4 separate regions of the Homo sapiens genome follow, and all the other regions are linked to region 1. Evidence: chromatin contacts called from ENCODE Hi-C or POLR2A ChIA-PET data. All regions are on one chromosome and are shown on one strand. The core of a region is the stretch at or near the end of the contact, and the rest is flanking DNA. Distances in the headings are between cores, read along the strand shown. Region 1 has its middle 31 kb from the start of LINC02421. Region 2 holds the start of LINC02384 (long intergenic non-protein coding RNA 2384). Region 3 has its middle 42 kb from the start of MDM1. Region 4 overlaps RAP1B (RAP1B, member of RAS oncogene family).

Region 1 (2,820 bases), core at 100-2,599:
ATGTATGTATCCAATATCTTTCCCACCCATGAGTACAGAACCACACCTGGTTTGTTCACTACAATATCAGCATTCCCCGAACAGTGTCTAACACACATTGTTGCTTGTTGAATGGAAGATTAATGACTTTTTAAGAGAATTTCCTTAATACAGCTGATTTTTTTTTGTCCTCATCAGTGGAGCTATATTTACCCGTTTTATCAGATATCTTTTGATATTGCAAGGCAGTTGTTTCAGGTAGACCAGCTTGCAGACAGGAGAGCTGAGAGCAAAATGCAGTGAGGGAGATGGAAATTAAGCTCCCTGAGGTCAAGAACTTTTATACTGCTTGCTCACAGTGCAAGGTGGTGCTGTTCAGATAACTTTATGTGGGTAAGTCATTTAATCCTCATAACAACTAATGAAGCACCTCACAAATGAGCTAACTGATGAGAAAATTAAGGCTTAGAGAAGTTTTATAACTCAAGTAGGGAATAACACTGCCAGGATTTAAACCCTAAGTATGAGTTTAACTATGGTACTATCTTCTTACCTCTGCACATAGTATGCACTTGAAAAATATTTGTGTAAGAGTACATAATGGACCTCTCCATCATACCTTGTGTTTCTCCTCCCCACTTCCCCACACAGGCATAATTGTGTACTTACGATCTGGTCTCAGTGGTGGCAGTGGGTGGGGGGAGCTGGGAGAAGGAGGGCAAGGGAGCCTTTTAGCCCAGCCTCCTAGTTTAGACAGGGTCGCAGACATGGACATTTGACATCATCCCCAAGTGAGATTATATGTGCAGTAACTTTCACTCGTCTGACTGGAGGGAGTTGTCCCTCACACAACCTTAAACTTGGGTCCCACTGCCTATAGTATACCCTGTAGAAATGCTTCTTTATGTTGAAATCTTTTGAAAAGCAAAATAATTACATTGCACTTACTTAAATGCATGTGTTAAGACTACTAATTTCTTAAACATAAACATTAAAAAGTATACCACAGTGTTTGTAAGTCTGTCTTGGCATTTCTTCACTTTCTAACACATCATGAGTATTAAAAATAAAAAAACGGAAGTGGCTCAGGCACTTCTACTTCAGAGAGACCCTGACTAATGCCTAAGAAGTTGGTTTCTGTGTGCACGGCAGGATTTTATCTCATGCCAACCAGGGGTGTAACTACTGCTACATGGGGAGACACAAAAAGCCCTTGGGCTAATGTGAATCAGTGAAACCCACAGAAAACTGAAAGCCTCATTCAATTTCAACTCTTTACCATGCAAGGCTTATTGCTAGGGTGGCTTTAAATAGTCACAGAAATGCTTGATTTTACTTTCACTTCCTTCCTTCCCCATCTCAAACCTCTGTAGAGGTTCTTAGGAGGTTTCGATGACTAAATCAGATGATAACAGCAACATCTTTCACTTAGACAGACTTTACAGAACCTTTCGGTTTGGTCTCCTTTGGTCCCCTCAAAAGCCCAGGCAACAGCAATGACTACTGTTGTTTGATAGTCCTGCTGACTAACAACCCCTTCTCTACCCCAAAAAATGTGGGAGTGACTTTTCCTTTCATTACAGAATACTAAACAGCCAAGAATGGATCTCATTCCCCGTGATGGGGAGAAGAAAAGCAATACAGTCCAAAGGCTGAGAACCTTAGTATTGCCTTAAAAGTGCTTTGCTTATTGATGCCTTCACCTTCAATTATATGGAAAATTTTTTAATGCAGTTTAACAATTTTACTGTTTTCATCTACTGAAAAAAAATCAATCCAACACTTCTTTCAACATGCACTATAAGCTTGTGAAACTGTCCATGTGAACGAGGTGAAGGAATCAATTTTTATTTATTGAAGAAACCAAAAGTGGGGTAGGGGTGGGAAGGAATACATTTGGCAGAGGATGAAGCCATGTTACTTCAAAAGGGGAAAAAAAGAATATAACATAAAAGGGAAAATATTTCAAATTTGTAAGGAAAAATTGTTTTCACCAGAAAAATTTCCTCATGCTCTCATTTTTGTTTGGCTTTGTCTACTCATGGCATTCCAAGCAATCTGTCTCTTAGCACCACAGCTGTGAAATATATGCACTTACGGAGACTTCCCGGTTAGCCTCTTCACATTTCACTGGGTTTCATTGTGTGCAATGTCTTGCCATTGACTCTCACACTGTGCTGTGTATACTGTTTCATAATTCTGTTTTACAGAATAGCATTTTCATCTAATAGAAGTTAACATAATAAGGGAAATGGTGACAATAATATATGGTCACTAAACCATATTGCCATTTTGGAACAGTTTATTATGTACACTATGATCCATGTTATTCTAAAAGAATGGATGCATTCATGAGTAAACATAAGTACAGACTTTATAACAGAAATTTGCCTCTACTAGATTAGGAGTTGGCAAACTTCTTTGTCAAGGGCTAGAGAGCAAATATCTTAAGCTTTGTGGGCTATGCTGTCTCTATCTCAACTACTCAACTCTGCCATAGCAGGGAAGGCACCCAGAGACAGTACACAATATATGTAGACAGTAGACAGTGGACAATATGCAATGAATGACTGTGGTTATCCTAAACTTTATTTACAAAAACACACGGCAGTCGTGTTTGTGACACAGAGATGTAGTTTCCTGACCTCTGATCTAGAAGATAGGTATGTTTGCAACCACAACACAAAGGCTGCCCTGAGACTCTAAGCACTAAACATCTGTTTGGCAATTTACCTGAAAAGTTGTGGTTTTTTTTTTTTTAAGTTAAAATTAAAATGACTTTTCTCCTGAGAAAATATTTAAAAGAGTAGGTTTTGGCAAGTAAGTTGAAGGACACACTAG
Region 2 (3,213 bases), core at 553-3,052, 750 kb before region 1:
CTAACTGAGTAAATCTTTCTCATGTTAACTATGTGCCCTCTCCACTCCTGGCACATGGTTAGTGCCCAAAAGCATCAGCTCATAATTACTATCCTCTAGAAAAGTGTCCCCCATGGCAAGACATGATCTTTGCGGAGTGAGAGAACTTACTAGACTAACAGTAACAGTGTAAAAATCAAGGTGTAATGAACATACAGAGTGGAATAATAGATATTGGAAACTCCAAAAGATAAGAGGGTGGGGTGGGAGTGGGGATGAGGGATGAGAAATTACCTGTTGGGTGCAATGTACAGTATTTGGGTGATGGGTACACAAAGAGCCCAGACTTCACCACTACACAATATATCCATGTAACAAAACTGTACTTGTATTCCCTAAGTCTAAAAAAAGAAACCAAAACTAAAAAAAAAAAAAAAAAAAAGAGAATCAAGGTGTGTCCCAAAACAGTGCTTCTCAAACCTTAATGTGCTTACACATCTCCTAGAAATCTTGTTAAAATGCAGATTCTGATTCGAGGGGGGGCTAGGATGGGACCAGAGTGTCTGCATTTCTGATAAGCTCATGATCCCAGAGCTGCTGTTGGGTACCAAAGTTCTAAAGTACCTTGAGGGAGAAGCCAACTTAATAAGTGAAATAATGAAGCATTTATTACATATCTACTATATAACTTAAATGACAAAAATAGAGTAATGGAGGTTGGATATAAGGAGTATAGAATTTGATTTCTTCACAGAAGGAGCTTCCATCTGCTTTGCCACTTTTATCTGAGAGACAAAGAGAGAGAGCACACAGATTTTCCATAGATAACTATATTTTTCAAGGGAAAAAGGCAGAGAGGTATTTCTTATGTGTGTTTCCTCACACAAAAAGGCCATTTTGGGTCCCCAAATAATTTTAGAGGAGGTATTATAACTAAATAAAGGAAAAACTTGGCAGCCATTCTTGGATGCAGGGTGTAAGCCTTGCATATCTCAGAACTAGTACGAATGGTGTGCATTTGGGTGTTTCTCTGTGTGTGCAGTTTTACATGTCTGTGTATGAGCTGGAAAGTGTATTGGGCCATTGCCAGGGAATTGATTTCTTAAACATCACTAGAGAAGAGGGATATTTTCCCTGATAAAGATTAAAGCGTTAAGTTAAGGGGCAGGAATTCCTAAGGCAGCCTTGACTAGGAACTTTGCATATTACAGGCAGTCGATGTTATTTGAACGTATTCATTGAGAGAAGAGACTACTCATTATCCACTTAAAATACTTCCTGGCTGCAGCATGGTGTTGTACGGAAGCCAAAGCAATTGGCTTTGCATTTGGCCAGCTGATTTAGCAAGAAATTTCGCAAATGATGCAGTCCTTACAGATGGTGCTGTTGGGTTTTTTAGAATGTTTTAAAACACTGATGGATTTGACCATGAACTGAATTTCCAGTCTCTTAGATTCACCTCCAGCCACCCCTTGACGATCTCCAAGGCAACTGGAGACAAGGAGCAGACCTTTTCTGCAAACTTATGATGAATGATTTCCTTTAAAAACTACTCGCATAATAAAAATGTTTTGGTGTAAACTTGGCCAAGGGGAACTCTTGAAACTTTCAGTTTCTTTGCCTAACTCTGAGTTGCTTGAGTCACATTTTTGCATGGTTCTTGATTGACTTTCTGGTGCTCTGCCTGGAGGTCTTTGCTTATCTGTGAGTTGCCTGAGTCACATTTTTACATGGTTCTGGTGCTCTGCCTGCAGGTCAAGAAGGAGCCAGTATCTCCAGGAGGAGTGAGAGAGTGCTCTGCCAGTGTGAAGTGTGAATCCTTGAGAGGCTGTGGCAAGGGTCCATGCCTGAATGTGTAGAACAAGAACAGCTGGAGGCTGTGGCTTTCTCCAGGAAGAGGTTTCTAAATCTGCCTCTTAGAAGATATCAGAAAGTTAAAGGTACTGTACCATCTTCACAGGCCGAATTCTTACTCAGATCTTTACAACAGGGACTGGTCCTGATCTTTGCTGTTGATTGCTTTCTTGTTTTCTTGGTTTCTATTTGAATCGTCACCTTTTATTCGTCTTCCTTGGTGCCTTTTGGTTGTGCTTATTTCGGCTTTATGTAAGCAGCATCTCTGGATGCATAAATGAGGCAGATAAAATTCCCCAGGGTGACTGATCTGCCCTTCATCTATTTTGAGCACTGCAGAGAAGTTACCATGGCCCACAGCATAACTCAATCACTGTAAGCCAGTGAGCACATTCTGAGTTTTTTTTTTTTTAAATAACCTTTCCTGGAGGCATTTGGCATAAGCTAAGCTTAAAGGCACATGATTCAATCATTGATTATTCAAGACATGTCATACTTAGGCTTTTCTAATAACCATATTGTCACTGTCAACTAGATATTGAGCTCTGGTTTCTAATTTTGCACTGGAAGCTGTACAAAGTCTATTGTGTTCTGTGTGTGTGTGTGTGTGGCTCTGGCAATGCAGAAATGGCAACAAGGAAGTATCTAGCACCCATGAAAAGACTGAAGAACACCAATTTGCTTTCTCTCAGTCAAGCCATCTTTCTTAAGACAACCCTTGTCCTGTAGCTTGAACTGTTTAATCCTTGTATATCTTCCATCCCTTCCACCCTTAGGGAACCTCCATAAGGTGAGGACAATGTGTCTTTTTTACCACCTGCTATTGTCTAAATGTTAGTGTCCCCCTCAAATTCATATGTTGGAACTAATACCCAATGTGATAGTATGAAGAGGTGAGTCCTTTTGGGAAGTGATTAAGTCATGGATCAGTGCCTGTGTTAGTCAGGGTTCTCTAGAGGGACAGAACTAATAGGATATATATATATAAAACAAACTCATATATATATATATATATATATATATATATATATATGAGTTTGTTAAGGATATGTAATAGGATATATATATATATATAAAAAACACATTCATATATATATATAAAACACATTCATATATATATATATAAAACACATTCATATATATATATATATATATATATATATATATATATATATGAGTTTGTTAAGTAGTATTAACTTATACGATCATGAGGTCCCATACCAGGCTGTCTGCAAGCTGAGGAACGAGGAAGCCAGTCCAAGTGCCAAAGCTGAAGAACTTGGAATTCAATGTTCAAAGGCAGGAAACATCCAGCAGTGGAGAAAGATTTAGGCTGGGAGGCTAGGTCAGTCTAGCCTTTTCACATTTTTCTGCCTGCTT
Region 3 (3,154 bases), core at 554-3,053, 680 kb before region 1:
TTGGCCTTGGAGATGGCCCATTCTGTCTCTGGGCATTCTCTCCAGGATCTCCAGCTTGAAGGGGGATTTGAGTCTATTTCTGTAAATTGCTAACTTCAATCAAGGGCATTGGAACTAACAGTAGGTTCCTGAACTGACCTTCTAGCGCTGAGAAAGGGACAGAAGGTGTCATCTGAAAGGTCCCTTAACCTGTCTCTCCAGGGGAAAACTTGCTATCAAAGAAAACTTGGATTATAACTTACAGAATTAAAATTTAGAAATGGTTCCTGGCAATCTCTCTTCTGTCTTCCATTCCTGGTTCTCTGAGGCCTTCTGTCCTCTATAGCAGTTCTAAGACAGAGGGTTATGTGTGAGACAGAGTGGACCCAGCAGCATGGGGAGGAGGTACCTATTTGGGTCGGTCCATTTGCATTCTGATTCACTGTGTCCTGAGTGGCTTAATGCTGTTTCCAGCCTGCTCTCTTCTCTGTAAATTCCTCCTTTCTCAGTGGTATGGGATGGATTTTTCTGCCCTCATATTCTCCTAAACCTTGCCTGATCTTTTTAAAACTGATTTTTCCGCATCCTGTTTGCCTTTAATTGAGATTTAGCCATGCCCAGGCCTGTCTGGTGACCCGAGGGGAGATTTGTGCCTGGGGCTTGGAGCTGAGAATGTGGAGAAGGCACCATGAGGCTGCTCCCCAGACCAGCCTGTGGACTAGGTTTGTGCTCAGCAGAGAGGGGTCTGCAGGCGGAAGCTGAAGGTGCTGATTTTTACAAGAAACTCCCTGAGACAAAGATTCACAAGCAACATTGCTCAGGGTAAACCCAGACATTGTTAGTTGCTTCTAGAGCTAGTGCTTACAGAGTCCTAACACTTGACCTGAACTGGCTCAGCTCGGTCTTTCCACAGTGTTAGGGGAAAGGGATACTTTCTCCACAGAAGAGAGTTTTTCTGTCCCCAGAGCTGTAGTTTGGGGGATTTCTTAAACCGCTTCCTGGGCAAGAAAACAGAATGCCTACGAAGGGCTGGGCTGAGAAGCTGCTCCAAATGGCTATTTCTGTAGCTGGGTTGCTAGAACATAAATAAGAAGCGTGTTTGTGAACACACGAGATGCCCTTGGATGCTCCCAAATACAAGCATGGGAGAAAAGATTGCAAAGGTCTCCATTTATGTGGTTGGCAGAACACATTACTGAAATGTGTGCTGTTATTTTAGCGTAAGCTCATTTGTACTCACTGGCTGGCCAGATCAGGCGAAGTTTGAGTTACATTTGTAAGTGTACATAGGTACATATGAAATCGATACTGAAAGCCCTGTTCTAGAAACAGTGATACCCAACCCAGCCAACCCAGTCACAAACACCATGGCACGCATAGGTATCTGTTTACAGGTGCCACATTTAGTATGGCTATGAGTCATCAAACCTGTAATTACTTCGCAAAGTTTCCTAAACCACTCTTGTCAGTAAATAGCAGTATGGCATGCGGCTCTACTTCTTCAAATGAGGGAGGGAGTACAGTTAGCTGAATCTTAATTCATAGATGGTCTATCTTATTTCCTAGAATGTGTAACTAGGACTTTGTCATTTTGTTTACTTCTGTATCTGCAGCGCCTAGAACAGTGCCTCCTACACAGTGGGTGCTTAATATTGGTGAATAGATAAATGAATGAATGAACGCTTGGATTTTATGTATGAGTTGGAGGCCATCTCTCTTCTCTCTTCCCACTCAGTTGCTGTTACATCTGCCAACTTCTGCTTTTACTTGAGTCCCTGGCCTATGGAAAATTACACCCTCTCAGTGTAGACTGTGGGCAGAACCTGGGACATTATAGGTCAGCACGTGGGTGTGAGTTCTTGTACAGACACAGAGGCCTCTGGCTTAGCAAGTCCCAAAGGCTCTGAGGGACTTTCAGGCAGAACACTATAAGGCTCATCTTCCTTAAACCATGTTTTTTTTTTCCCATTATGAAAATAACACATGGTCATTAAACAAAGTTTGGAAATGCTAGAAAATATGAAGGTAGAAAAACTACCCACAGTCCGCCGGGCGTGGTGGCTCACACCTGTAATCCCAGCACTTTGGGAGGCCGAGGCGGGCGGATCATGAGGTCAGGAGATCGAGACCATCCTGGCTAGTACGGTGAAACCCCGTCTCTACTACAAAAAAAAAAAATACAAAAAAATTAGCTGGGCGTGGTGGCGGGCGCCTGTAGTCCCAGCTACTCGGGAGGCTGAGGCAGGAGAATGGCGTGAACCTGGGAGGCGGAGCTTGCAGTGAGCGGAGATCTCGCCACTGCACTCCAGCCTGGGCGATAGAGCGAGACTCCGTCTCAAAAAAAAAAAAAAAAAGAAAAAAACAAAAGAAAAACTACCCACAGTCCCTTTACCCAAACACAAATCCACCCTTCTCTTTCTCCTGGATTATCACATAGCTTTAAACCTGCACCATTCTCTCCAGCCTTGCATCCAATCCAGTCACGGTGCCAGGAAGAGATCTTTCTAAAGCACAGATCTGAAAACACTTCAAAGGCTTCCTGTTGCCTTTAGTGTCCAAACTGCTCCACAGGATTGGTTCTGCTTATGTCTTCAGCTTCCTAGCCCCACCCCGACCCCCCATAATATTACGCTTGTGCCAAATGGAATTTCCCTCAATTCTTCAAACAAGCTGCACCTTCTCAGGTTCACTCTGCTTGGAAACCTCGCGACCTTTCTTGGGTCTATTCTTTCTCTCTTTTACTCTGTTTCCTTGTCTGTGTTCATCTGTTTTTTCATACATTTTCTCTTTGATTCAGCATTTAGATAGTATTTCCCCTAAAAAACTTTTCCTGACTGTCCTTCCCCTTTTCTCTACCAAATCTGAGTTTGGAGGTCCTCTTGTGTGCTTCAAAAACCCATACATTTCTCTTGTCATGTAGCTCATCATGCAGTATTTTAGTGCTTCTTTGTGACGGCATCTTTCTAACCTCAGTGCTTAGCCCAGTGCCTGGCTCATGGCACACAGCTCAATAAAGAGTGGTCAAAGAGAATTTAGATTGACCATTATTTATATTTTAAAAATATTTTCTTTATTAAAATTTGTTTTTAATTGACAAAAATGGTATTTTTTATGGTGTGCTAGAAACATCTCCTCTTAATTTTGCTTTAATCACTTTTTTTTTTTTTGAGACAGA
Region 4 (3,098 bases), core at 294-2,793, 940 kb before region 1:
CCAACGTGGCCAAGGCCGGTTTGGTGGATGACTTTAAGAAGTTTAATGCCCTGAAGGTTCCCGTGCCAGAGGATAAATATACTGCGCAGGTGGATGCCGAAGAAAAAGATGTGAAATCTTGTGCTGAGTGGGTGTCTCTCTCAAAGGCCAGGATTGTAGAATATGAGAAACAGATGGAGAAGATGAAGAACTTAATTCCATTTGATCAGATGACCACTGAGGACTTGAACGAAGCTTTCCCAGAAACCAAATTAGACGAGAAAAAGTATCCTTATTGGCCTCACCAACTAATCGAGAATTTATAAAATTGAGTCCAGGAGGAAGTTCTGGCCCTTGTATTACACATTCTGGACATTAAAAATAATAATTATACAGTAGACCAATAGCACCATAATTTTAGGCACAGTAAATTAGCCAATATCTCTCATTGCTAACTCAGTTTCATTTAACTTCTTGTGTTGCCTTTAACAACTTTTTTTTTAATATCATTCTCGCTTGAATTTCCAGTATAAGTGACAAGATTTTCTTCATTTACATGTGCTCTCTTTATGGTATTCCTTATAAACAAGAGCATTTATTTGTAAAAACTGGATGCAGTTTGAAACTATCTGTACAGTTAAGAATTGCTAGTTAACAATAATATGCCTATGTATGAGTTAATCTGCAAATGTAGTACATTTGTATTCATCTTTAGTCTATGAATTAACCAATTATACCAACTAATGAGGGACTCCTGGATCTTCATTTTACTCAACGCGTTAAACAGAAAAGACTGTAGCATATATGCGAAATGAACTTAATGTTATCAACAGTGCAACTATACGATACTTCATCAGCCAAAAGGTGCAATTTCTACATCATGTAGGCACATACACAATTATAAACTTTATGCATGATTCACACTGCCTCTCCAACACAATCTAAGATTACAGATGAAGAAAATCAATTAAATTTCTAAAGAAAGCTATCAAAATACTAAAAATTCCACTACTGTTCAAAGTATTTTCTACACTGTTTTTTTTTTTTACCTTTGATTCAGAGGAACTGTGGAATGCATCGATTTTTTCAAATGCATAAGTATTTCTTCTATTTATCTTTGAATATATTTTTTGGGTAGTTTTTAGTATTAGGTCATTTACATTTAAAGATTCCTAATTTGAGTTCCTTATATAATCACCTAAAATTTGCGTGACTGCAACTAACCTGATTGATGAAAGTAACTGACAGCTTTTACACTTGGCTATTTACTTCTTGCAAAATATCTACTACCTTACTCATTTGTTTAAAAGTAGTTTATTATTACTTCTACAACTTTTTCCATTTACTCTACAGACCGTAGTTTTATTTGCATTGGTTCTTTTTTATCAATTTAAAAAGCTGTTTAATTCTAGTTTCAGAGCAAACCACAGCAAAGACATGGAAAGACAAGAAAACAAAACCTCCTTTGGCATTGTCGAGAGTCCGGTTTCAGTGGCTGCTTCATAACTGTTTGAAATGAAAGTGGAAGAAGGGGGTGGTGGCTCATGCCTATAATGCCAGCACTCTGGCAGACAGAGACAAGCAGACTGCTTTAACTCAGGAGGAGTTCAAGACCAGCCCGGGCAACATGGTGAAACCCCGTCTCTACAAAAAATATGAAAATTAGCCAAGTGTAGTGGCACACACCTGTAGTCCCAGCTACTTGAGAGGCTGAGGTGGGAGCATCACTCGAGCCCAGGAGTCGAGGCTGCAGTGACCCATGTTTGTGCCACTGCACTCCAGCCTGGGTGACAAGTGAGACCCTGTCTCAAAAACAAAACGAAACAAAAAACATATTCTACATTAAGTTCAGTAAATTTATCTAAGATAATTATTTCATTAACCGGAGATTATTAACTAGTATTTTCACAAAACAATAATGAATGCTATAATAATTCTGAGTTAACAGAAAATCCTGAAGACATGAATCAAAGAAAATAAAAACTGGTCTTATGGGGTAGCTTTTTTTTTGTCTAAATGTGTTCACTATATTACACATCAAAATGCAAATAACTGATTTAATTATCCAACATTCTGGATTGCCTATAACATTCTTCCTAAGATTCAACTGTAGATATTACTGATCCAAATTATGAACAAGAATTATTCTAAAAAATCACTGAGGAAACTAAAAAGCGTAACAAAATGACAAATTTATGTATTAAAAAGAAAATTCTTGTTTATTTGATGCTGAGATTTATTGAGGACATACTCCATCAACCCAAGAACTGTGCTGGTCAGAAAAGAAAATCTAAGAAATGACACCTTCCATTAACACTACTATAATACAGCAATCAATATTTGACATCAATAAATATATAATGAGTACCTAATATATGTTAGGCACTATTCTAGGCAGTGGGAATATAAAGCAGTGAAAGAAAGACCCTGTCCTCAGAATTTATAATCTGGAGTAAAGGGTATAGAGGGGGAAACAAAGTCAGTATAAAGTGTCAGCTGTGATAAGCAGTATGGAGAAAAAAAAAAGAGATAAGAATGGATGGTTTTATATGGGGTGGTTATGAAGAACTTCTATTAAGGTGAAATTACTATATAGCTCAGTACACAAAGAGTCCTGTCAATGGATTGATATTAAATTTTGTTTTTAACAAAAGACTACCATTAGGCTTTGTCCTGTTGAGCATTTAAAAAATCATCTTTGGGCCGGGCATGGTGGCTCATGCCTGTAATCCCAGCACTCTGGGAGGCTGAGGTGGGTGGATCACGAGGTCAGGAGATGGAGACCATCCTGACCAACATGGTGAAACCCCATCTCTACTAAAAATACAAAAATTAGCCGGTTGTGGTGGTGCATGCCTGTAATCCCAGCTACTCAGGAGGCTGAGGCAGGAGAATCGCTTGAACCCAGGAGGCAGAGGCTACAGTGAGCTGAGATTGTGCCACTGCACTCCAGCCTAGCACAGAGCAGGACTCAGTCTCCCAAAAAAAAAAAAAAATCTTTGGTGGGGTGACATGCTAATTAGTTTGTGGCTGAAGTTAAATTTGGATTTGGGAGTCAATCCAGCCCCTTCCTCTGCAAAAAGGGGCATAAATGGGATTTCTGGAGAAGTCTAAATGTA

What was found. A loop is a pair of places that touch in the nucleus more often than their neighbours do. ChIA-PET counts read pairs that join two places held with the same protein, here RNA polymerase II (POLR2A). Pooled maps may share reads with other maps.
Region 2: a pooled map shows a loop between it and region 1 (20-fold over the local background). The contact joins the promoter of LINC02384 here to the enhancer-like site in region 1. A Hi-C loop is called at or near these places in 8 of 50 pooled maps. POLR2A ChIA-PET finds 5 or more read pairs at or near these places in 2 of 52 experiments (CD8-positive, alpha-beta memory T cell and endothelial cell of umbilical vein).
Region 3: a pooled map shows a loop between it and region 1 (14-fold over the local background). The contact joins two enhancer-like sites. A Hi-C loop is called at or near these places in 5 of 37 single-sample maps with no recorded cell type and 9 of 50 pooled maps. POLR2A ChIA-PET finds 5 or more read pairs at or near these places in 1 of 52 experiments (GM12878).
Region 4: a loop to region 1 is called in a pooled map, with 4 times the contacts of the local background. The contact joins two enhancer-like sites. A Hi-C loop is called at or near these places in 2 of 37 single-sample maps with no recorded cell type and 4 of 50 pooled maps.

Annotation. Positions count from the first base shown.
Region 1 is chr12:67,697,425-67,700,244 of GRCh38, reverse strand. No RefSeq gene overlaps it. Among named protein-coding and RNA genes, the nearest start is that of LINC02421, 31 kb to the left of the region's middle. Within about 2 kb of position 1,349, at least 7 of the 41 ENCODE cell types and tissues checked have a DNase peak (open chromatin) inside an H3K27ac peak, as active enhancers do.
Region 2 is chr12:68,450,073-68,453,285 of GRCh38, reverse strand. LINC02384 (long intergenic non-protein coding RNA 2384) reads left to right here and starts at 1,802. Exons shown (of 4, transcript NR_120458.1): 1 at 1,802-1,919. RefSeq lists enhancers at 1,414-1,553, 1,614-1,943.
Region 3 is chr12:68,372,605-68,375,758 of GRCh38, reverse strand. No RefSeq gene overlaps it. Among named protein-coding and RNA genes, the nearest start is that of MDM1, 42 kb to the right of the region's middle. RefSeq lists an enhancer at 1,470-1,599. Within about 2 kb of position 1,803, at least 4 of the 41 ENCODE cell types and tissues checked have a DNase peak (open chromatin) inside an H3K27ac peak, as active enhancers do.
Region 4 is chr12:68,639,721-68,642,818 of GRCh38, reverse strand. The region is part of intron 1 of RAP1B (RAP1B, member of RAS oncogene family); the gene reads right to left. It also overlaps the pseudogene ATP5PDP4. Among named protein-coding and RNA genes, the nearest start is that of SNORA70G, 14 kb to the right of the region's middle. RefSeq lists an enhancer at 1,534-1,663. Within about 2 kb of position 1,543, at least 4 of the 41 ENCODE cell types and tissues checked have a DNase peak (open chromatin) inside an H3K27ac peak, as active enhancers do.